Regions from separate parts of the Homo sapiens genome. Here regions 2 and 3 are each linked to region 1. A link is a loop called in an ENCODE intact Hi-C map of the cell type or tissue named here. Cell type or tissue: B cell. All regions are shown on one strand.

The links. Hi-C counts contacts between places; a loop is a spot of excess contacts. Peaks named below come from ENCODE experiments on the same cell type or tissue, not always from the same donor. Only the 100,000 strongest peaks of a DNase experiment are listed, where the experiment ranks them.
Region 2: a loop joins it to region 1, with 17 times the contacts of the local background. A loop is called at or near these places in 14 of 110 quality-filtered maps.
Region 3: it touches region 1 in a loop (27-fold over the local background); 7 of 110 quality-filtered maps call a loop at or near these places.

Annotation. Positions count from the first base shown.
Region 1 is chr17:44,771,163-44,779,162 of GRCh38, reverse strand. It overlaps ADAM11 (ADAM metallopeptidase domain 11), which reads right to left. Exons shown (of 27, transcript NM_002390.6): 5 at 7,494-7,579; 6 at 7,332-7,407; 7 at 6,830-6,896; 8 at 6,697-6,764; 9 at 6,232-6,306; 10 at 6,078-6,149; 11 at 5,736-5,902; 12 at 4,784-4,868; 13 at 4,581-4,671; 14 at 4,414-4,465; 15 at 3,852-3,951; 16 at 3,698-3,769; 17 at 3,487-3,579; 18 at 2,956-3,036; 7 more. Among named protein-coding and RNA genes, the nearest start is that of ADAM11, 16 kb to the right of the region's middle. RefSeq lists enhancers at 1-520, 2,615-3,115 and a silencer at 2,953-3,272. In B cell, CTCF peaks have their summits at 3,994 and 4,195; DNase peaks (open chromatin) are centred at 1,815, 2,031, 3,362, 4,152 and 1 weaker place; H3K4me3 peaks cover 1,811 bases; H3K27me3 peaks cover 2,568 bases.
Region 2 is chr17:45,095,226-45,103,225 of GRCh38, reverse strand. It overlaps NMT1 (N-myristoyltransferase 1), which reads right to left. Exons shown (of 12, transcript NM_021079.5): 5 at 6,941-7,032; 6 at 5,982-6,098; 7 at 4,674-4,844; 8 at 3,713-3,821; 9 at 105-275. Among named protein-coding and RNA genes, the nearest start is that of MIR6784, 15 kb to the left of the region's middle. RefSeq lists enhancers at 3,636-3,685, 4,097-4,597, 4,598-5,098. In B cell, CTCF peaks have their summits at 3,688, 3,887 (motif pointing right), 6,693 and 6,897 (motif pointing left); DNase peaks (open chromatin) are centred at 3,915 and 6,889.
Region 3 is chr17:45,194,175-45,202,174 of GRCh38, reverse strand. All of the region lies in intron 2 of FMNL1-DT (FMNL1 divergent transcript), which reads left to right. Among named protein-coding and RNA genes, the nearest start is that of FMNL1-DT, 24 kb to the left of the region's middle. In B cell, CTCF peaks have their summits at 4,003 and 4,206 (motif pointing right); a DNase peak (open chromatin) is centred at 4,194.

The DNA.
Region 1 (8,000 bases):
CTCAGGGAGGGGCCTTTGGCTGCCATGCGACCCCTTGCCCCAGAGCGGGGCCGGGGTCCCCGGGGCCTGGACACTAATGTAAGGGCCAGGGAGAATTACCCAGGGCACCCACAAAAATGCGTCCCGGTTCCAGCTCTGACTCTGCTACTAACTCAATCATGTGACCTTGGGCCATGGGTTCCTCCTCTGCACATTAAGGGGGTTAGACCAGCACAAGGACCCCAAACTTAGACACGCACAAAGCATTATAGGCTGGGTGGGGACTGGAGACTGGAGGACACATGCCTGGCTTGGGTGGCCCCTGCCCAGCTCCACTCTGTGGCTATTTGGGGATGCTTAGAGGCACGCTGGGGCTCAACCTTTTCATGTTTCCAGAGCTGGAAATCCGAATTGCTAGTGTAAAATCTCCTGATTTCTTTTCTCTTTTCTTTTCTTTCTCTCTTTCTTTCTTTTTTTTTTTTTTTTTTTTTTTTTGACGCAGTCTTGCTCTGTCACCCAGGCTGGAGTGCAATGGTGCGATCTCAGCTCACTGCAACCTCCACCTCCCCGGTTCAAGCAATTCTCTGCCTCAGCCTCGCAAGTAGCTGGGATTACAGGTGCGCACCACCATGGCTGGCTAATTTTTGTATTTTTAATAGAGACGGGGTTTCACCATGTTGGCCAGACTGGTCTTGAATTCCTGACCTCAGGTGATCCGCCTGCCTTGGCCTCCCAAAGTGCTGGGATTACAGGCGTGAGCCACCTCATCTAGCCTAAAATCTCCTAGTTTCTAAATGTTAAGCCCTGCAGGCTACTTGGACCTATGACGTGTGAGCTCTGGTTCAGTTGGGCTTTCAGGGAGGGCCCCCTCAGCTCCACCAGTAGGGATTCTGATCCCCCCTCAAGGATGCCAGGGGGCACAGGGTGTGTGTGTCTCTTACTTAAATCCCCAGCCCGTGCCGCCCAGGACGATGGCTGCAACCAGGACAGCCCCAGCAATGGAGCCAATGATGATGTTGGTGCCGCTGGGACCTGGGGAGGATGGCAGGGCTTAGCTGGCAAGGACAGGCATAGAGAGCAGGACAGACAGACCCCCCTCGGCCAGCTCCAGCCTCACCTTTATATCTCTCCGTCTCCCCCGTGGGTGGGGACGTGGGCAGGGGGTTATGGATACTGCAGTCTTTGCCTGTCCAGTCTGGCTGACAGATGCACTTCCCTTCATTGCTGCAGACCTAGAGGCAGGGCAGGGCCAGGAGAGGTGAGCAGGGGCCTGTCCCCTCTTGTAAGCTTCTCCCGCCATCCCAGGCTCCAGGCAGTCACCCCGTGGTGGGAGCAAATCCGGCGCTCCCCACTGCCGGGGCAGGTGCTGAAGTTGAAGGCAGAAGCTGGCAGGCAGCGATGGTCCAGGCACAACATGTTAGGCCCGCAGGCTGTGCCATCCTCCACATAGCTCAGGTCAGAGCCGTCCGCCAGCTGCACGTGGCCTCCCCTGGGGAAGTGACACAGCCAGCCTCAGCCCCCTGTCTCCTAACCCCCAGCACAGCTGCAACCTCCCCTCCCTAGTCTTGGTCCTGGCCAGCACCTGCAGTCCAGCTCCTTGCCCTGGTGGTAGAAGGTGACACTACTGATGTCTCCCACCAGGTCCCCTAGCCGAGGAGCTCCAGAGATGTTGACACAGAGGAGGAAGCCACACAGCACGTCCCTGTTGGGGCATATAGAGACAGTGAGCCCCAAGTTTGACCTCAGACTCAACTACTGAACTCTAATCTGCCCTCACCCTGCACCCTGCCACCTCATTTGCCACGTGCCCGCCCATTGGGACTGACAGGCTCCTCCTGGGAGAACCTGCTGCCCCATCTCTGAAAAGTCTCACACCTGCCCTGGAGCTGAGAGGCCCTCTGGGAGCCTCAGTACTCACTGCTTACTGCACTGGACCCAGCCAGATCCCTTGCGCCCACAGCTCCCACGCTCCGTCCCCTCCACATTCAGCTTCTCGTAGCAGAAGCGATCAGCAGCCGCTGTGGGGAGAGGATGCCAAGTGACCCCACGCGCCCCAGGACCCACCCCAAGACCTCAGGCCTGCATCTCCCACACTCTGCCTGGGTCCCTGAGATCCTGGGGAGCTACACACTTGGGGGCCTGTTCAGCTGGAACCCACTCTCCCCAGCTTCTCAGCTCTGGGTCCTCCGGAGTCCCCACTCCCAGCCCTAGCCAGACTCACCATGGCCCCAAAGAACCTGGCACTGCCGGTCCCGGGTTTTGCAGCGACCTCCGTAGCAGCGGCCCTGAGAGTCCAAGAATTAAGAGGCAAGGGATGGAGATGCTGAGTGGTCAGAGTGGAGACAAGAGACTGCCCTGAATCCCAGGCTCAGGGGGCAGCCATCATACCTGCTCATGGTCACAGTAGTAACCGTCCAGCTTGTGCAGGTTAGGCGGGCACTGTGGAGAGAGGGGTGGGGTTGAGCGGAGCAGTCCCAGGACTGGAGCTGAGGGCTGCCCCAGGGAGGAATGCTGGGGTACCAAGTGCCCCCCATTGGGGGCTCATGCCACAGGGCTCTTCCACGCCTAGGACAAGCGATCTGTCTGGTTCTGGACCCAGACCACACGGATTTGCAAGCCCCAGAGCCGCTCCAGCCTCCCTCCCTCGTAGGGCTGGGAGATAAATGCCTGGCATGTAATTAGGTTGTAATAGATGTTAACTAATATTATCGTCTACTCTGATCCCTAACCTACACCAGGCACCGGGCCAGGCGCTGGGAATACCAGCCAGACGATACATTCTGGTTTAATGATTGAAGGAACAAGGCCAGGAGCATGAAGAACCCCTTTCTCAGATAAGAAAACAGTCTGATCAGTGGAGGTCGATGCCAGCTGTGGAGAGGAGGGGAGTGCTGAGCACTCGTCCGGGAAAACCAAATCGACAAGGGTAGGGGTTGCCTCGCCCAGGGCTCCACAAGACGGCGGGGCCGGGCGGACCTGGCTAGAGTCCCCGGTGCAGGTCTCCGCGATGTCGCACTCGTTCACGGCCTCTCGGCAGGACACACCCCGTGGTTCGTACTAGGGAAGAGACGCGCTCCTCGAGTCAGGCAGGATGGATGCCTCGGCCCTGCCCTCCCCAGGCCCCTCGCTCTCTGGACCCCCACATCCCCGGGCCCTCCAGCTCCCCAGGGCCCCGTTTCAGGCCTGTTCTTATTTCCCTGCTCCCACCACCTCTTGAACGCTCCCCACCTCGCTCCCAGCGCACTCAGCACCGCCCCCAAGCCCGCCCACCTTCCCGCCCCTCCTTGATTCTGGGCAGCCTTCCCTTCCCGCTCCTCGTAGCCCCGCCTTCAACATCCTTCAGCCCCGCCCCTTGCTCCCCATTGGCGCTGTCTTCGCATCAAGCCCTGCCCCAGAGGCCTTCGTCCCCGAAGGCTCCGCTTCCCTCCCTAGCTCCCACCCCTTATATGAAGGCCTCCAATCGCTCCTCCTGCGTCCTGGCCCCGCCTCCCGGCCGGTCCTGCTTACCTTGCAGCGGCGACAGCAGAGCCCGTCGCTGCACATGGCGTCGTGAGTCAGGGTGCATTTCTTGCAGCAGTTGCCACCTGCGCGGCTGCACTCCTGAGGGACGCGGGAGGAGGGGAAGGAGGCGGGCGAGCCCTAATCCTCCCACTCAGACGCTCCCTCGTGCCCACCCCCGCATCCCGGTTCCCCACCTGGCGCCCGCACCACCGCTCACCTGCACCGAGCCGCAGTCGCACTCCTCCCCTGCCTCCACGAAGCCGTTCCCGCACTCTGGGGGGTCCAGGAGCTGGACCGGGAGGACAGGTCGGGAGTCTGGCCCGGACCCCGCCCAGGGCCCGCTCCCATGCTCCCCGCCGCGGGGCTGGTACCTTGAGGGGCTTGTTGAAGAGGCAGCTGCCACCACCCTCCTGCAGAAACTGGTTGTACTCGTCGATGCTACAGCGCGAGAACTTGCGGGGCAGGTAGAACCTGGATAGGGCGAGGGGAGGTGCTGCTGGCTGCTCCCCTCCAACCCACCCTCACCCCTCTCAAGGCTGGGGAGGGGGTACACTGGGGGACTTCGTCACCATCGCGAGGAGGCGGAGGATCTGCCCCGGGATTGCACCAGAATCCTCCCGCCTGTCCCTGTCGCTCCCATCCCCTCCGCTGAACCTGGGGACTCGCAGCCGCGCTGGAGGGAAGGTGTCTCCATGCGAGGCTTGGGCGGCGCCCAGTGGCCACGATGCGCACTGCAGCCTGGCCGGTTTTGGTGTCCCAGCAGGGAAATCTGGGTCTCCCGGGGCAGTGTTTGCGGAAAACTGGGCTTCTTGGGATCCTGAGTGGTTCTGTGAGCTGGGCCTCTTGAGCCCCCTGGTCCAGACTGCCAAACAATGCTCGCTCTAAGACTCCCCTCGCCCAAGACCTTCCCCCGGTTTGTCCCCAAGAACTCACCCAGTGTCCTCCATGATGCAGCCCAGCCAGATGTCTGGACACTTGCAGTCCCCTGAGGGGTGAGCCAGGCGGATATGAGGGAGGCCAAGGACCACCCCTCCCACTGTCACCCTCCCGTTCCAGAGCTGCTGGGCGTGGGCCACACGGGGGCCTCTGGGGGAGGATACCTGCCGAGCTCCGGTGTTTGTTCCACATCATGCCCAGGTTCTGTCCCAGCGTCTGGGCAAGGGTCACGGCCATCGCCCCCATGTTGCCGTACTGGGGGTGGGGAAGATGGGGCACAGATGTCTACATCTTCCAACAGGCACGTCGTGCCCCTGAAGCCCCTTTCCCTCAGCCGCCACCCCAGCCATGTCCCCCCACTGCTCACCTCGTTCACACCCCCGCCGTGGGACAGGGAGCATATGCCCCCCACGTAGGCTGCCCCGCTGCTCGTGCTCTGGAAGGTCCTGCCCCTGGAAGGGAGTGCGCTGTCAGGATGGCCTCCTGCCCTCCCCTGTGGCTCCCCGGGTGGTGGTGGGGCCTTGGGGAGCCCCTCACACTAGAGTCCTTCCTCAGGAGGTGAGCCTGGCCCTTTACATCAGCCTTGGTGACCCCAGGCAAGACCCTTCCCCCCCTCCTTGGGTTCTTTTTTTTCTTTCTTTTTCTTTTTTCTTTTGAGACAGAGTTTCACTCTTGTGGTCCAGGTTGGAGTGCAGTGGCACCATCTCAGCTCACTGCAATCTCCACCTCCTGGGTTCAAACGATTCTCCTGCCTCAGCCTCCCGAGTAGCTGGGACTACAGGTGCACACCACCACGCCTGGCTAATTTTTGTATTTTGAGATGGGGTTTCACCATGTTGGCCAGGCTGGTCTTAAACTCGTAACCTGAAATGATCTACCCGCCTTGGCCTCCCAAAGTGCTGAGATTACAGGCATGAGCCACCACGCCTGGCCCCTCCTTGGGTTCTTTTGCCCATAAGGCAAAGGAGAGGCTCCCAGTAGACCATCTCTAGTTGCAAGGCCCTTTTATTAGATTTTTTTCCCTACTAGGGCACTGGGTCCCTGAGGAAGGGATGCTGGGACAGTTTGAAAGGGGAAAGACAGAACTAAGGGGAGGTGAGAGGCAGAAGAGGACCACCAGGGCTAAGACAAGGGCATCAACCTCAGATTCAGGGGATGATGCCCAGCTGTTGCATGTGGCTGGGGGTAGGTGGCAGGTGCAAGGTGAGCCCAGTCCCCAGACTCTGAGAGGAGCAGCCAGCACAGGGCAGGTGTTAAGTAATCCCAAGCACTGTAGCAACTAGCAGAGGCTGGCAGGAGGTGCAGGGTGGGGGACTCACGAGAAGAGGTGGGTGGCATCACTGGGCTCAGGCAGACCCTCCCGTCGGTAGACCATGAGCCGGGCCAGGGTCTCCAGGAGGTCATCCTGCACCTGGATCTTGTCCCCATCTGCCCATGTTTCCATGGCAACCAGGACGATGCGAGTGTTGAGCTGCTCCTTGTATATCTGGGGAGAAGATGAGGGGGCTGGAGGGTGGGAGTGGGTGTTGGGGCCAGGGCTGGAGGAGGGCCTGTCTGTTCTCTCCAGGAAGTGGGAGCCAGGGGCTGACAGTGCCCCCTAATGTGTGTGGTGGGGTGGGGGGCATGAGGAGGAGGGAAGGGAGGGAGGGAGAGCTGCTTACCACATCGGCCAGGTTCACCACGGACTTGGCAAAGTTGCTGGTGAGGACCACCGACTGTCGCATCTGCTCGAACTGGGAGAGAGAAGAATGGGAGGAGGGCCAGGCTCCTCAGGGGCCTCCCAGTGTCACGCCCTGTCCCTGCCCTGGCACTCACCAGCTGGTGGTCGTTGATCACAATTAGCTCCACATACTTGGTTTCACTGTGCACTGTAGGGTGGCCCCGGCGGACCTGGGGGGTGGGTGGGCACTTGGAATCAGTCCCTTCCATGTCTGACTGATCTCATGGCCAAGCCAGGAACAGACTCGGTGGGGATGGGGGGGTCTGGACTCCAGCCAGGGACAGTGCCAGCTCCCCACTGGCAGAGGGTCCTGTCCTTCCTCAGCTTTGGAATGAGGGCAGGCAGCCTCGGTTTGCCCAGGATGGGGCCTCTGTAGATGCCAGCATTAGGGAAGGGGTGGGGGCTTCTCCCAGACACGGTCCCTGGCCCCCAGCCACATCCATCTGAGCCTTCCTTCGCCCCAGCCATAGATGAGGGTGCCCTCCTGCTCTGGGCCACGGCCTGAGGTCTCTCTGCAGCCCGAGGTCTCTGCAGCCCGAGGTCTGTGCGGGCCCCCGTACCTGCCTTTTCCTTCTCAGCCTCGGCCGGTTTGGAGGAGCCGACTGGGCAGGCACAGCAAACAGGCAGCCTGTGGGGAGGGGCAGGTGAGGGGGGCACAGCCGGCCCCTCCCCACCCCCCCTTCCCTCCCTTACCTGGTTCCCTGCATCCGAGGGGATCTGGGAGGAGAGGGGTCCGGTAAATGAGGTGGGGAAGGGGTCCCTGCAATGAGGGGAAATTAGTTCTTGGGGTGCCAACTGGGCCTGCTCCAGGCCCACTTGGCGGGGGCCAGATCCAGCCCTCGCCTCCACCCCACCCTGGGGTGACCCAGAACTGGCCACAGCTCCCATGTCGGATCTGATCTCCCAGATGCTCAGATTCCGGGGTCAAGACCTGGGGGCACCCTGAGAGACAGGGGCAAAGGACATTGGAGCCCAATGGGAGGTCACTTATGGGACAGATGGGACATTGGAGCTGGGGGCACAGGGGGAGCTGGGGCACAGGAGGGAGGGAACCAGAGCTGGGGTCACTGAAGAGGGCAGTGAGGCTGGGGTTACTGAGGGAGGAGCCGGAGGAGGAAGAGGTGGCAGCAACAGCTGTTGGGACAAGCTTGGCAGGGCCACCAGAGAGGATGGCAAGGGGTTGTGTGGGGCTTACCTGAGGGGCTCCCCAAGGTCCAGCCACCTCTTGGGGCTCCACGATGTAAGTCAAGTTCCCATCAGAGAAGACCCCACTGTGGAGAGAGAGGCGCAGCTCCCCTCCGTCCCCAGGCCTGGGCCAGAGGCTTCTCCCAGCTGCCCGGCCCCTCCCCATACTCACTGCAGCCCCTGGCAGGTGGAGAGGGCGGCGAAGGAGTGCGGGTTCCCCCGGAGCTTCCCCTGGTAGTAGCAGTGGTCTCCAGCCCCCTGAAGGAGCAGAACAGTGAGCAGAACGCTGGCATGAGGCCGGGGGCAGCCAATGGGCCTCAAGGCTTTTTGGGGGACACTGAAGCTGCCCTGTGTGCAGGTGGCCACAATCCCTGGGTATGCCTGGGGCTCTGGAGCCTGTTTCTAGATGGCTGGTGCTCCTAATTTGCCGTGCCACCCTGGGCAAGTTCCTAGCCCTCTGGGGTTAGGAACCTCTGGGCCTCCTTCACGTCATCTATAAAATGAGGAAGCTGGACTGTAGCAATGGTTTTTTTTTTTTTTTTTTGAGACAGGGTCTTGCTGTCGCTCAAGCTGGAGTGCAGTGGTGTGATCTTGGCTCACTGCACCCTCTGCCTCCTGGGTTCAAGCCATTCTCATGCCTTAGCCTCAGCCTCCCGAGTAGCTGGGATTACAGGCATGT
Region 2 (8,000 bases), 320 kb before region 1:
AGGAAGTCTAAGGTGCCAACACTCGAGCCCTGGGAACCCGGCCACTCAGGGGGGTGCCTCTCTGGGAACGTGTTAGAGACCTGGAACACCACTCCCTGACTCACCTCCACCACGAAAGTGTCGATGATATTCTCCTGGGGGTAGAACCAGTGCTCCACCTCCTCCTGGCTCATGACGGGCGTAAGGTGAAATTGCTTCAAGTACCTGGTGAGGAGCTGGTGCACTACTGGAATGTCCTTTGTTTCCATTGGTCGCAGCCCAGCTGTCTTGGGAGTCTGGAGGCAAGACAGAAGAGATGGAGTGAGATGAGCTGATCACCCTGGATCTATCCATGGCAAGGACAGATCAGGCCCTCAAGAGAGAATCCCTGGTCATTCGGCGGCTCCCTGCACCCCCGTGCATATCTCCTCAGGCACAGGGCCTGCCTCTTCCGTATCTTCTGGCCCTTTCCCTCCTAGTCCAGGCAGACTCAGACTGCTACATCAATCAACCATCTACATGGCCCCAGGCTGACTCCCTAAGAAAACACAACCCTTCATGCTCCACCCTTGTTTCAAACTCCCCACCCCAGAAGACAAGAATTTCTACCCTTGGGCCAGGTTGGCCTTTCTAGCTGTACCTTCTGCCCACGCAGCCCAACAGTCCTCACAGGCTTCTCACTGAACTGTGACTGATGCCATCCCACACTCACTGCTCTTTCTCTGCTAGACTTAGAGCACTTCGCGGACAGACCCCAGGGCCCAGCCAGGGTCTGCCCACCCAGACACTATTACACCAGTACTTCCCAGAGAGACACGGCTGTGGGTTACATTCAGAAGAAAAGCAGCATACTCCCAGGATTTTATCCCCAGTCAGCGTCCCACCCGGCAGCTGCTTTTGCTAGAAAAATGCTTCAGTGGAATGAAACCATGTGATCCTGTGGAGCAAATACCGGGGCTGGTAGAACATCCCCAGAGGCTCAGATACACAAAGGTGGCCTTGGGGCAATCTGCAAACAGGGTGGTGTCACAGTTTACAGGCCTCAGTCAGTGCCTGACACAATGCTTCCCAGTGCAGGAATTGCTTTTAAAACTTCAGTTCTAGAACCTCCAGCCTCTAAAATTCCTTGCTAAATCCTCGTCTCTTTAGGGGAACGCTCAATGACCTCATTCTACATGGCAGCTCCCACAATGATACCTCAAATCCTGGACTGAAAACACAGCCATGCTGGGGTTTCCACCCAGACATGGGTGAGACATTCTTCTGCTGCTGCAGCACTCTAAGAATGCTCTCTGCCTGCCTGCCCACCGGCCTAGAACGCAAGGCAGATCTGTCATGAGAACAGAAGGGAGAAGACACATACCACAGTCCCCCAAGCCTGTGCTTTTGGCAGTGTCTAACGGTACTGCAGCAGTCTCTCAAGATGGGACACTAATGACCCCAATCACTAGGTGGATTAGCCTGATTTCAGAGTGATCAATCCTGTTTAGAGGCTGAGGAGTCCAGGCAGGCAGCCTCATGTCAGCAGGAACGCAGTGACTGTGTGCACTGATGACCAATAGGAAGAAGCACTCCGAGGAAAGAGAAGAGATTTTTTCTTTCTTTCCTTTTTTTTTTTTTTTTTTTTTTGCGACGGAGTCTTGCTCTGTCGCCAGGCTGGAGTCCAATGGTGCGATCTCGGCTCGCTGCAACCTCTGCCTCCCAGGTTCAAGCAACTCTGCTGCCTCAGCTTCCCAAGTAGCTGGGATTACAGGCACATACCACACCCAGCTAATTTTTGTGTTTTTAGTAGAGACAGGGTTTCACCATGTTGGCAGGATGGTCTCAATCTCTTGACCTCGTGATCCACCCGCCTTGTCCTGCCAAAGTGCTGGGATTACAGGCGTGAGCCACCGCCCACCTGAGAAGGGATTTTAAGAATCCCTACTGGGATGGGCACAGTGGCTCATGCCTGTAATCCCAGCACTTTGAGAGGCTGAGGTGGGTGGATCACTTGAGCCCAGGAATTCAGATGAGCCTGGGCAACATGGCAAAATCCTTTTTTTGTTGTTGTTGTTTTTTTTGAGATGGAGTCTCGCTCTGTGGGCCAGGCTGGAGTGCAATGGCGCTATCTCAGCTCACTGCAAGCTCCGCCTCCCGGGTTCACGCCATTCTCCTGCCTCAGCCTCCCGAGTAGCTGGGACTACAGGCGCCCACCACCAAGCCCGGCTAATTTTTTTTTGTATTTTTAGTAGAGACGGGGTTTCACCATGTTAGCCAGGATGGTCTCGATCTCCTGACCTCGTGATCCACTCGCCTAGGCCTCCCAAAGTGCTGGGATTACAGGTGTGAGCCACCGCGCCTGGCCTTCTTTTTTTTTTTTTTTTTTTTTTTTTTTTTTTTTTGAGACGGAGTCTTGCTCTGTTGCCTAGGTTGGAGTGCAGTGGTGCGATCTTGGCTCACTGCAAGCTCCGCCTCCCAGGTTCATGCCATTCTCCTGCCTCAGCCTCCCAAGTAGCTGGGACTACAGGTGCCCGCCACGCCACGACCAGCTAATTTTTTGTATTTTTATTAGAGACAGGGTTTCACCGTGTTGGCCAGGATGGTCTCGATCTCCTGACCTCGTGATCCGCCTGCCTTGGCCTCCCAAAGTGCTGGGATTACAGGCGTGAGCCACCACGCCCAGGCTTCTTTTATTTTGAGACGGAGTCTCGCTCTGTCGCCTAGGCTGGAGTGCAATGACGTGATCTTGGCTCACTGCAAGCTCCACCTCCCGGGTCCATGCCATTCTCCTGCCTCAGCCTCCCAAGTAGCTGGGACTACAGGCACCCACCACACCACGACTGGCTAATTTTTTATATTTTTACTAGAGACGGGGTTTCACCGTGTTAGCCAGGATGGTCTTGATCTCCTGATCTCGTGATCTGCCCACCTCAGCCTCCCAAAGTGCTGGGATTACAGGCGTGAGCCACTGCGCCTGGCAGCAAAACCCCGTTTCTATAAAAACAAAAATTGGCCGGGCATGGCGGCACACGCCTGTAGTCCCAGCTACTTGGGAGGCTGAGGTGGGAGAATCAGTTGAGTCTGGGAGGTCGAGGCTGCAGTGAGCTGTGACTGTGCCACTGCACTCCAGCCTGGGCAACAGAATGAGACCCTGTCTCAAAACAAAAAAAAAAGAATCCCTACCTGAAGCCAGCCACAGTTGGAGCATTTGTTTCTTTGGGAAACTAGGAAAACTGAGACCCAGAACAGAAAAGCAGCTCACTTTAAGGTTGCCCAGTCCTTCAGCCAAATCTGGGTGGGGAAATTGGGATTAGAAATCGGGGATCCCTCACAAGCTCAGGTCACCCTTTACCTGACCCGGCAGAGGGGCGTCACAGACCCTGTAGTGCATCTGCGCTGGGCTTTGGAACGCGCTGCCGTGTGTATGAAGGTTCACTAAGTGGATTCATCATTCTATTTATGCTTTACTTAGGCTAAAATTACAGAGAATAGGTGTTCTCTGAGCCTTTCAACAGATGGCAGAGAAGCTAGTCCAGGCACAGACTCAGAGGAACTGAGAAAGTTAAACTAAAATAAAATCCTGCTTCAGATAACAGAAATAGAAAGTCCAGGAAATCTGAAGACTATGGGCTGGTTCGCTTTTCCAGTAGGAGAAAGCTCCCTCTCCACCCAGAGCCCTTCTCTCCTGCTGACAGCCAGGCTCTCCTTGCCCTCTCTCTGCCCCCTGCCCACCACCCGGGGCAGCACTGGCCTCTGGCAGTCGGTAGAGCTTCATGGTGCGCTGCATGGTCATATTTCTGCTCAGGTGGGAGAACTTCACTTCAATCAGCTTCCGTGGGTTTAGGGACCGATGCCAATACCTGTGGGGACACAAATGTCCTGTCCTCAGGGTTCTGGCCAATCCCTATTACAAGGACAATGGCAGGGAGACCCCAGCTGGCCAGCAGGTGGCGTGAGAGACACATCAGGTGCCTCCGGAGTCAGTGGTGTCACCCTGCTCTCCAGCCTCCCCCTCCCCACAGTGAGTGCTGCCAAAGCTCCTCCTGGATTTTCTTTCTCCCTATTTTTCTTGCTCAATTTCAAAAACTATTCCTTTGCTACAGCGGTTGTCTGGGGAGACCAATCCTCACTCCTAGAATCAAGTCAACGGAAAAGGACTGTAGTCATGCCCAGAAGATGATGGCAGAGGCACTCACCCTCCTCCCTCCTCCCCTTCTGCTTTCACACCTGGTGTTTTTACTTTTAAAGTTCTCTAAGGAGAGATTATTCAATTGTTTTAAACAACTTTCTAAGGCAGAGGTTGCCCTTAGATCACATAGCTGACTTGCTCTATTTGGTGCACACAATATTCAAAACAATTTGAGCCAACCATTTAAAACTTTAGGACATTTCCCATAAAAATCCAGATTTGGGCTCATCCCTAAAAACAAAAACAAACCACCAGTACCGCCCCCCACCATCTCCAAATGGCAGCAGCCAGCAGACACCAAGAGCCCTCCAGACAAGGCAGGGACTTGCCAATCTGCCATCCCTACAACCCTCCCGCCCTCTCCATGCTCCCCATCTGGCTCCTGCAGGCACCAAGTGCCCGCCTTACCAGATACGCCAGAGGTGGGATGCTAAGGGCGGAGCTGTGACTCACAGTGGCACATGCTCCTCAACTACAGTGCAGACACCCGCATTTTTGGGGCCTTACAGGAAGACAGTTTTACCTGCAGGTGCCAACGGGCTTTGGTAGTACCACCCCGGCAGTGTAAACTGCTTGGAAGATGCCCTCCAGGTGAACCCGCCTGGTGATCTCTCGGATCAGAACTGGAGCAACCCTCTTGGAACGCAGCTTCTTGTGGACACACAGGAAGTTGATCTCTACCATCTTCTTCTCTCTAAGAGGGGGAAAAATCCAGGTGACAAGGTTTTTAACAGGGAAGGGAATGGTGATCCCATCAAGCACGTGCAGCCACACCTAGAAGGACCAGGTCTGCAGCACGGGTGTACTTTTAGCTGCCACCTGCACTCAGTACTGGGACTCCCCACCACACTCCACCAGGCAAGGAGCCTGCCTCACTTCAACAGAATCTATTTCCAAAGGAAGGTGGGACCCAAGCAAACACCTTTATTTGAAGGTACCACCAGCATCTCCCTGATGAGTCCCTAGGAGTTGGCTGGGGAATCCCACCTTTAGCATGCAGGGAAGCAGCACAGGGAACCCACGGGGCAGGTCAAGGCAATTCTAGGGTTTCAAGGGTTCTGATTCCCTCAAGAACACAGCTGGTAATAAGCCCTGAAGACTGTGGCAGGCAGATGGTTTCAACACTTCCAGGGAAAATGAAGAGCAGAGATCACAGGCCCCAAGGACTATCTGAATCTGGGTCACACTCGCTCTGGCCCATTTCTGCTGCTGTTCAAGTGCTTCCATGTGTGACTGGTACAGGCGTTCAAAAATGAGCCTCTGATTAGCCAGGTGTGGTGGCGCATGCCTGTAATCCCAGCTACTTGGGAGGCTGAGGCAGGAGAATCGTTTGAACCCTGGAGGTGGAGCTTGCAGTGAACCAAGATCGCACCACTGCACTCCAGCCCGGGCAACAGAGTGAGACTAAGAAAAGCCTCTGGCCAGGCACAATGGCTCACGTCTATATTCCCAACACTCTTGGGAGGCAGAGGTGAGTGGATCACTTGAGCTCAGGAGTTTGAGACTAGCGTGGGCAACATAGCAAGACCTTGCCTCTATAAAATGTAAAAAATAATAAACAAAAACAAAAACAAGCCTCTGCTGAGCAGGCACACCAGGCCTCAGGGTGGGCTCCTTCCAACCTGGGCCACAAACAAGGGAGCTGGCTGGGACTCTGAGCAGAACAGGTGGTTCCTAGGATGAATCTGCAGTCCCCGCACCTGGGCATCCTCCCTTCCTGAGACCTTCCCTCTTCCTTTCATGGGGCACATTGTGCAGCCTTTTTCTACTCTCTCCCAGACCAAGCAGGATGGCGGTGTTGTGGGGGGTGGGGGTAGGTGCAGGTGCTTACGTGTCATAGATATGGATGTTTGCTGGGATGGCGCTAATGAACCCAACCAATTTCCGACTTGAGACCACTCGAACCCCACAGTGCCACTGGGGGAGCCAGCCGGGTGGCCGGAGAGCCCTGGAAAAGAGAGGCTGGGGTGGTTGTGCTGCTTGCCGGCAGGCTGGACAAGCCGCTTGGGCTCCACAGCCAAATTTGGTTCGGACCTGGTGCTACCACCTCCCTGAGGGTTAATAGCTGGATTCTCTTTAGGGCCAAGCCCTCCTGGACACACAGAATCGAGCCATCACCATTTCTGGCTGCTCATCCCATTTGGCCTAGTTACTCATCCAACCCAAGGTTATCATACTGAGGATTTCATGCCTGATCCAATTTCTGTGTTCACTTTGACAGCTTGAACCAAGGTACTGGCATCTTTGGTTCGGAGGCCAGTGGGTCCCATGGTTGAGAGCTGACTGTGGCAACCCTGGAGCTCTGGTGTCCTGTCTCCCTCTTTCTGGTACAAATTCTTCCTTCCCTTTCAGGTAGTCCCTCTCCATTTCGGCCCATGCCTCTCTCTTCCTGGATATTAAACGTGGCCTGGGCAGGTGGATGGCTCAGCCAGGCAAGGCTATACAACTGAGCATGCTCAGGAACTAGATAGAAAATGTGCCTTCTTTTCTTTCAGTCTTAGTAGGTCTCATGCCCGTTCCTTTCTTATATAAAGTCACCAGACAATGAATACCTCTTCCCTGGGTACTAGCTCTACGAAGGTCTCCCTCACCCAGTCAATTGTCTTAAACAAGGCTGCAATTCTAAGTGCTAATGAAAGCAAGTGTCCTTCAGATGCAGGAACTCAAAAATGACACACTAATTTGCCATTCAAAGGTTGGCCCCTGGCAGGGATGAAAACTCTGGTGCCCTCTGGTGGATCTGCTCTATGCCTTCCTCTCAAGAACCTCAAGAAAGCCCCCACAACTTACCACAAAAGAAACTCCGGGGAATAATCAAATCGGAACATGTTGTCATCATCTTCCACATAGTTCTCATTCAGGAGGGTGTACAGTTCTTTTAGCTGTAAAGAAATAAGCAGCTCACTTGGAGGTATTCTGCCAGGTAGTAGACCAACTCCAATACCCTGGGGCTCTAGGCTTTTCAGAAGGATGAAGCAAACTACCAAAAACGACGTGGAGTCTCACAAATCCTTCTGCCCCCTGGCATGGTAGGAACTCTTGGAGCAAACACCCTAGTTATAGTAGAAAACTGAGCCATCACGTGGTAGAGTGGCAGACCGAGAATGCCACCTAACTAACCAACCACTTCATCATTCTGCGCCATCAACAATGGAGAGCCACTGGTCTCAACTTCTGTGAAGTGCTATAGAGGGACGACTCTCGAAGCTAGTCAAGGAATTACCACGGAGAGTCACTGCTGTTTCCCACCTTGTCTGATTTTTTACCATCTGGCCCAAACAAAGGCCTTTTTTCCTTTCTTTTCAAGATAGAGTCTCACTCTGTTACCCAGGCTGGAGTGCACTGGTGTGATCATGGCTCACTGCAGCCTCCAACTCCTGGTTTCAAGCGATCCTCCTACTTCAGCCTCCTGGGTAGCTGAGACTACTGGGGCATACTACCATGTCCGGCTAATTATTAAATTTTTTTCTTTTGTAGCGGGGGCAGTCTCACTATATTGACCCGGCTGATTGATTTTGAACTCCTGGGCTCAATCGATCTTCCCACCTTAGACTCCCAAATTGTTGGAATTACAGGTGTGAGCCACCACACCCAACCACAAAGGCCTTTTTCTGCCTTCTCAGCTATCTCCATCTGCTGGCCCAACTTTGGTATTAAAAAATTCTGTTGGCCCGGTGTGGTGGCTCAAGCCTGTAATCCCAGCACTTTGGGAGGCTGAGGTGGGCGGATCACCTGAGGTCAGAAGTTTAAGACCAGCCTGGCCAATGTGGTGAAACCCCATCTCTACTAAAAAATAAAAAAATTAGCCTGGCGTGGTGACAGACACCTGTAATCCCAGCCACTGGGGAGG
Region 3 (8,000 bases), 420 kb before region 1:
TAGGTCCCTGTGATGAAAGCCAAGAGCAAGGCCAAGCCTTAGGCAAGCCCTGAACCTCTTTGCTCATTATTGCATAACTTTTTTTTTTTTTTCGAGACAGAGTCTCATTGTGTCACCCAGGCTGGAATGCAATGACCCAATCTCGGCTCACTGCAACCTCCGCCTCCCAGGTTCAAATGATTCTCCTACCTCAGTCTCCCAAGTAGCTGGAATTACAGGCATGCGCCACCACACCGAGCTAATTTTTGTATTTTTAGTAGAGACTGGGTTTTGCCATGTTGACCAGGCTGGTCTTGAACTCCTGACCTCAAGTAATCCTCCCGCCTCAGCCTCCCAAAGTGCTGGGATTATAGGCATGAGCCACTGCGCCTGGCCATTATTCCATAAATATTGATGGAGGGCCAACTGCATGCCCAGTGCCGAGGGATAGAGAAGAATTAGACCCCAACCTGCCTAAAAAGAGCTCACGGCCTGGGAAAGGAGTATGAGGGGAGGTCTGTTTGCCCTAGGGGCTGCTGAGGAAGAAACACTAAGCCCAGATCCATTCCTGACATAATTCTGCCTGGACATCCACTGAGTCAGGGTCAGAGACTCAGGGCTGCCCTCCTGGGTTGTTGAAGGAGAGGCAAAGTTGAAACCACTAGAAGGTGGGGCTCCTCCAGGGGAAAGACCAATTCCAGGCACCCCATCTGAGGACAAAAGCTGAGAGAACATCTTCACTGGGGTGTGGGGAGTATACAAGAAATACCAGGACCAGGCCGGGTGTGGTGGCTCATGCCTGTAATCCCAGCACTTTGGGAGGCCAAGGCGGCTAGATCAGCTGAGGTCAGGAGTTCTGGAGACCAGCCTGGCCAACATGGTGAAACTCTGTCTCTACTAAAAATACAATAATAAGCTGGGCGTGGTGGTGGGCGCCTGTAATCCCAGCTACCTGGGAGGCTCAGGCAAGAGGATCACTTGAATCCGGGAGGCGGAGGTCACGGTGAGCCGAGATCATGCCACTGCACTCCAGCCTGGGCAATAGAGTGAGACTCAGTCTCAAAAAAAAAAAAAAAAAAGAAAGAAAAGAAAAGAAAAAAAGACCAGGACCTGCAGAATTTTCCTGACAAGCCACCACCTGCAAAGCTGGCTCCACAGTGGATCCACCTCTGTACCTCCCAGAGCAGCCGGCATTCTGTCATTTTTGTTGAAGGAAATGGGCAGAGACTGGGACAGCCAAGCGCGGCCTTCTGTGGTTTTAGGGAGAAGGGCGGGTGAGCCAGTCCGTTGCCCTGAGAAGAGGTCAAGAGGATGAAGACTATGAAAGCGACTGAGTTGGGCAATTAGGGGTCCCTAGTGGCCTTCAAAAAGAATGCTTTCAACAGCAGCTGCTGAAATTTCAAGGGCAAGTTCGGTAGCGGGAGGGGAAGAGGGAGAGAGAGAATGCAGAGCCTAAGCCAGCCATCAGCAGAGTGAAGACACACGCATAATTCATGATGTCCTTCTTAACTTGTTTTGAAAATCTGATTTTTTTGACAGACAACTCAGGGGTTAATCAACCTCAGAGGTTCAGAAGTTCCATGAATCCCTTAAAGTGGAGAGAACTCCACCCAAACAATATAATATTGCTTATATTTGCACCAGGGAGACATAGCCTGAATCTATCCATAAGGAAATACCAGACAAACCTCAAATAAGGTGCATTCGATTAAAAGGAAAAATGTGTGGGGGAGTCCTACTCTGAAAAAATGTCATGAAAGATGAAAAAGATGAGGAATTGCCCCAGATTAAAGAAGCCTAGGCCAGCATGGTGGCTCACACCTGTAATCCCAACACTTTGGGAGGCTGAGATGGGCAGATGGCCTGAAGCCAGAAATTCGAGACCAGCCTGGCCAATATGCCAAAACCCCATCTCTACTAAAAGTACAAAAATTAGCTGGGTGTGGTGGCGTGCACCTGTAATCCCAGCTACTCAGGTGGCTGAGGCAGGAGAATCACTTGAACCCAGTTGAGCCGATATCGCACCACTGCACTCCAGCCTGGGCAATAAGAGCAAAACTCAGTCTCAAAAAATAAAAATAAATAAAAAATAAAGAAGCCTAAATATCTGGGTGTGGTGGCTCATGCCTGAAATCCCAGCAAGCACTTTGGGGGCTGAGGCAGGAGGATTGCTTGAGCCCAGGAGTTCAAGACCAGCCTGAGCAACATAGGGAGACCCCTGTCTCTACAAAAAATAGAAAAATGGCTGGGCGTGGTGGCTCATGCCTGTAATCTCAGTATTTTGGGAGGCCGAGGTGGGCAGATCACGAGGTCAGGAGATCGAGACCATCATGGCCAACACGATGAAACCCCATCTCTACTAAAAATACAAAAATTAGCTGGGCATGGTGGCAAGTGCCTGTAATCCCAGCTACTCCAGAGGTTGAGGCAGGAGAATTGCTTGAACCCAAGAGGCGGAGGTTGCAGTGAGCCAAGATCGCGCCACTGCACTCCAGCCTGGCGACAGAGCAAGAGTCCGTCTCAAAAAAAAAAAAAAGAAGAAGAAGAAGAAAAATGGCCGGACACAGTGGTTCACGCCTGTAATCCCAGCACTTTGGGAGGCCGAGGTGGGTAGATCAGCCTGGGCAACATAGTGAGACCTCATTTCTTTTTTTTCTTTTTCTTTTTTTTTTTTTTTGAGACGGAATCACGCTCTGTCACCCAGGCTGGAGTTCAGTTGCGTGATCTCAGCTCACTGCAAGCTCCACCTCCCGGGTTCATGCTATTCTCCTGCCTCAGCCTTCCGAGTAGCTAGGACTACAGGCGCCTGCCTAATTTTTTGTATTTTTAGTGGAGACGGGGTTTCACTGTGTTAGCCAGGATGGTCTCGATCTTCTGACCTCGTGATCTGCCTGCCTCGGCCTCCCACAGTGCTGGGATTACAGGCGTGAGCCACCGCACCTGGCCGAGACCTCATTTCTAAAAGAAGAAAAGAAATATTAGTCAGGTGTGCTGGCACGCTGTAGTCCCAGCTACTCAGGAGGCTGAGGTGAGAGGATCTGTTGAGCCCAGGAAGTAGAGGCTGCAGTGAGCCAATATCACGCCACTGCACTCCAGGCTGGGTGACACAGTGAGACATTGTCTCAAAAAAAAAGGAGAAGAGGAAGCCAATTAAATGCAATGTGTGATCCTGATCTGGATCTTATACTACAGGGAAAAAATATTCTAAAGGATCCTTATTGATAAAAATTGGAATATAGACAGTAAATTATTGTATTGATGTTAAATTTCACTGAACTGTGGTGATGCGAGAAAATATCCTTGTTCTTAGGTAATACCCACTGAAGTATTTGGGGGCAAAGGGGCATGATGGCTGCCACTTTCAGTTCAGTTAATATACCAAAAAAAAACTATGCTTTTATTGTTTTTTTGTTTTTTGTTTTTTGAGACAAGGCCACGCTCTGTCGCCCAGGCTGGAGTGCAGTGGCGCAATCATGGCTCACTGCAGCCTCAATCTCGCTGGCTCAAGCGACCCTCCCACCTCAGCCTCTTGAGTAGCTGGGACTACAGTTACACATCACCACAGCTGGCTAATTTTGTTTATTTTTTTGCAGAGACGAGGTCTCACTATGTTGCCCAGGCTGGTCTCAAACTTCTGGGCTTAAGTGATTATCCTGCCTTGGCTTCCCAAAGTACCGGGATTACAGGCATGGGCCACTGCTGCTGGCCTAAAACTATGTTGTTTTGTTAATTTTTTATTTTTCATTTTCTTGTCCCCCACGTTCAACCAACTAAAACTACGTTTTTATCTACTGTATATACAAAGAGAGAAAGAAAGCAAATGGGGCAAAATGTTATCAACTGATAAATCTAGGTAAGGGAGGAAGAATCTTTGTATCATTCTTGAAGCTCTTCTGTAAGCTTTAAAGTATTTCCAAATTAAAAAATAATAATAATAATAACTACCCAAACCAGGAACCTCCCTAAAGTGAGTGGCCTTCATCCTACTCTTTTTCCCCCAGCCCTGGCCCTCGGTTAGTGTCCTGGGTGAACAGGGTAGTGTTAGGGGCACAGGTGGAGGCCAGAAGGGCAGAGGCCCTCCGCTTCAGAACATTCCTCGGCTCGCAACATTTCCTGATCTGACCTCTGGGGAGGCCACAGAGCCAGGCCAGGAGCGACTCACCCGCGGGGCTCCCAGGGCGGTGGAGGAGCCCTTCCCCGCAGAGAGGGCCCCAGCCGGCAGGTGCCGCTGTTGAGCCAGCTCTGGCAGAACCTGGCTGAGGCTCAGCCAGGCCCTGGAGCTGGTCAGCCCATGGTTTTCTTCCAGAACCCAGCCCACCAGGGTCTGTGAGCAGCCTCACTCCTCTTTGCCTCCATCTGGCCTCGGGCTCCCAGGCCCTCAACTTCCCCGCATTCCCGTCGCCATCACGGAAGCCCCAAGGCAACTCCTTGGGATAATGCCAAGTGGAGGAGGGGAGGAGTGCAGGAAGAGGCTTCAATCCTTGGCCCTAAAATCTAAGCTGCAAATTAATCCTACCCCTCTCCTCCACCCCATCTCCCTCTCCTCCTCCTCCTCCTCCTCTCCTCCACCTCCTACTCTCCTCCACCCCATCTCCCTCTCCTCCCCCTCCTCCTCCTCCTCTACAGGCTTTCAAAACAAACACACACCTCCCCAGCCCATCCCCCTGCCTGGGCCTTTTTCTGGGGGTTGTGGGTCCTAGACTTCAGTTCCTTCTGCTGGATCCAGAGCTCAGGGTAGAGCTGGAGAAGGGGTAACAGGGTGCTGGGGAGCAGCGCAGACAATGCCCTGTGACATTATTTCTTCCTTGTCTAGAAAGGAGTTGCTCTCACAGCCCCTTAGTCATAGGGGCTGGGCAGGGGGAGTCATTCCCTGCCTGGGCTAGTGGAGCTGGCCCTTTACCCTAGGCTTTCCCCTGACCTACTCAAACTCAGGACGAAAGAGGCCTAGAGAGGTCATTTTGTCCATCCCCTGGCTCCAGGAAAGACCATAACTGTGCATAGGTCTCCCGATCCTACATGCGTTCACTAATTCCTTCAACAGCCCTTCACTGAGCACCCGCTATGTGCGAGTACCAGGAGCTTTACCTAATGCTTAAAGCACCTTAAATCCTCACTAGGACCATCAGAGATGGGTACTATCACTCTAAATTTGTCCAAAGATTCAGTTCAATCCAGGCCTTCTCTGTGACTCCTTCCAGCCCGTGCAGTGGAATTCATCTCATTCGGCTTTGGGGCCCCCAGTGCACCTCGAATAATATCCCAGTTACTGTATTTGTGTCATCGGCTTCCAGTAATTTGTCTTCGTGGGACCCCCTCCACCACTACCAGATGGCACAGACCACAGCAATAGGGACAGTAAAGCCTGGAGGTTCTGCACTAGCCCTCACTATGTGGCCTTGAAGTTCCCTAACTTTAAGTTCAGTTTCCCATCTGTAAAACAGGGTTAACAGCAATACCTTCCTCATGGAGTTGATATGTAGGTAAAAAAAGAAGATGATATAAAGGCCTGACTTGGTGGCTCATGCCTGTAATCCCAGCCATTTGGGAGGTCAAGGCTGGCAGATTGCTTGAGGTCAGGAGTTCGAGACCAGCCTGGTCAACATCGTGAAACCCAATCTACTAGAAACACAAAAATTAGCCAGGCATGGTGGCATGCACCTGTAATCCCAGCTCTTGGGAGGCTGAGGCATGACAAACACTTGAACCCAGGAGGCGGAGGTTGCAGTGAGCCGAGATCATACCACTGCACTCCAGCTTGGGCAACAGAGCAAGACTCTGTCTCCAAAAAAAAAAAAAAAATGCATGTAAAATGCTTAGCACAATAAATTTAACTTAAAACAGGGAAGTTGGGCTGGGAGAGGTGGCTCACCCCTGTAATCCCAGCACTTTGGGAGGCTGAGGAGGGCAGATCACCTGAGGTCAGGAGTTCCAGACCAGCCTGACCAACATGGAGAAACCCCGTCTCTACAAAAAATACAAAATTAGCCAGGCGTGGTGGCGCATGCCTGTAATCCCAGCTACTGGGGAGGCTGAGGCAAGAGAATCCCTTGAACCTGGAAGGCAGAGGTTGTGGTGAGCCAAGATCATGCCATTGCGCTCCAGCCTGGGCAACAAGAGCGAAATTCCATCTCAAAACAAAACAAAACAAAACAAAACAAGGAAGTCCATCTCCACTAGAATGGCTAAAATGAAAAAAGCAGTCAACACCAAGTGTGGGCCAAGTACGTGGAGCAAAGGAATTCTCATACTGAACTGGTGAGGGTGGAAAACCATTTAACATTTTCTGTTAAAATTGAATATATTTATATAGTATGACCCAGCAACTCCAATCCTAGATATAAACTCAAGAGGAATGCATGCACATGTGTACCAAAAGACATGTAAAATAATTTTCATAGAAACACTAATCATACATAATAACCCCAAACTGGAAGCAACCCAAATGTCCAGCAGCAGCAGAATGAATGAAGGCACTTTAGTTTATTAATTCAATGGAATATTATACAGCAATGAAAAAGAATGAACAGCTACTACTCATAACAACATGGATAAATCTCACAGATATAATGTTGAAGGAAAGAAACTGAGCACCAAAGGGGTACATATAGCATGTTTATTTTCATAGAAAATTCCAAAACAGCCAACTAATCTATGTTAGGGGTCAGGATGGAGGTTACCTTGGGGAACAGTTATTAAAAACAGGACTTGGGGCTGGGCACAGTGGCTTATGCCTGTAATCCCAGCACTTTGGGAGGCCAAGGCAGGCAGACCACCTGAGGTTAAGAGTTCGAGTCCAGCCTGGCCAACATGGTGAAACCCTGTCTCTACTAAAAACACAAAAATGAGCTGGGCGTGGTGGTGCACGCCTGTAGTCCCAGCTACTCAGGAGGCTGAGGCAGAAGAATCTCTTAAACCTGGGAGGCAGAGGTTATAGTGAGCTGAGAGCCGAGATCGTGCGATTGCACTCCAGCCTGGGTGACAGAGCTAGACTCTGTCTCAAAAACAACAACAACAACAAAAAAAAAAAAACAGGGCTTGGCTGGTTCTGAGTACAGACAGAGTTGTTTCTCTTTTTCTTTGTTTCTTTTGTGAGATGAGGTCTCACTCTGTTGCCCAGGCTGGAGTGCTATTGTGAGACCTCAGCTCACTGCAGCCTTCGCCTCCCAGGCTCAAGCAATCCTCCCACCTCAGCCTCCCAAGCAGCTGGGACCACAGGCACATGCCACTGTACCCGGCTAATTTTTTGTATTTTTGGTAGAGACAGGGTTTCACCATGTTGCCCAGGCTGGTCTCAAACTCCTGGGCTCAAGTGATCTGCCTACCTTGGTCCCCGAAAAGTGATGGGACTACAGGCATGAGCCACCATTCCTGGCCAGTTGTGTCTTCATTGGGTGTGGTTACATAGGTGTGTTGACTATGAAAATTCATTAAGCTGTACACTTACTATTTATCTACTTTTTTTGTATAAATGTTGTATACTTCCATAAAAAAATTACCCTTAATATAAAATAAGACAAAGAACAAAGACGAATGAATGGAGCTACATGTATCACATAAATAAATCTTTTTTTTTTTTTTTGAGACAGAGTCTCCCTTTGTCACCCAGGCTGACGTGTGGTGGCGTGATCTTGGCTCACTGCAACCTCCGCCTCCCGGGTTCAAGCGATCCTCCTGTTTCAGCCTCCTTCAGACTACAGGCACGTGCCACCATGCCCGGCTAATTTTTGTATTTTTAGTAGAGATGGGGTTTCTCCATGTTGGCCAGGCTGGTCTCTAACTCCCGACCTCAGGTGGTCCACCCTCCTCAGCCTCCCAAAGTGCTGGGATTACAGGCGTGAGCCACTGTGCCCCGCCCACATAAATAAATCTTAAAACGTTTTAAGTAAGCAGCAAGTTATAAGATTTTGGTAGTATGATTCATAAAAATTTTTAAAGTGCTTAAGACTACATATTATTTAAGTATACATACCTAGGTAGTACAAATAAAAGACATGCAGTGGGCCAGGTGCGGTGGCTCACGC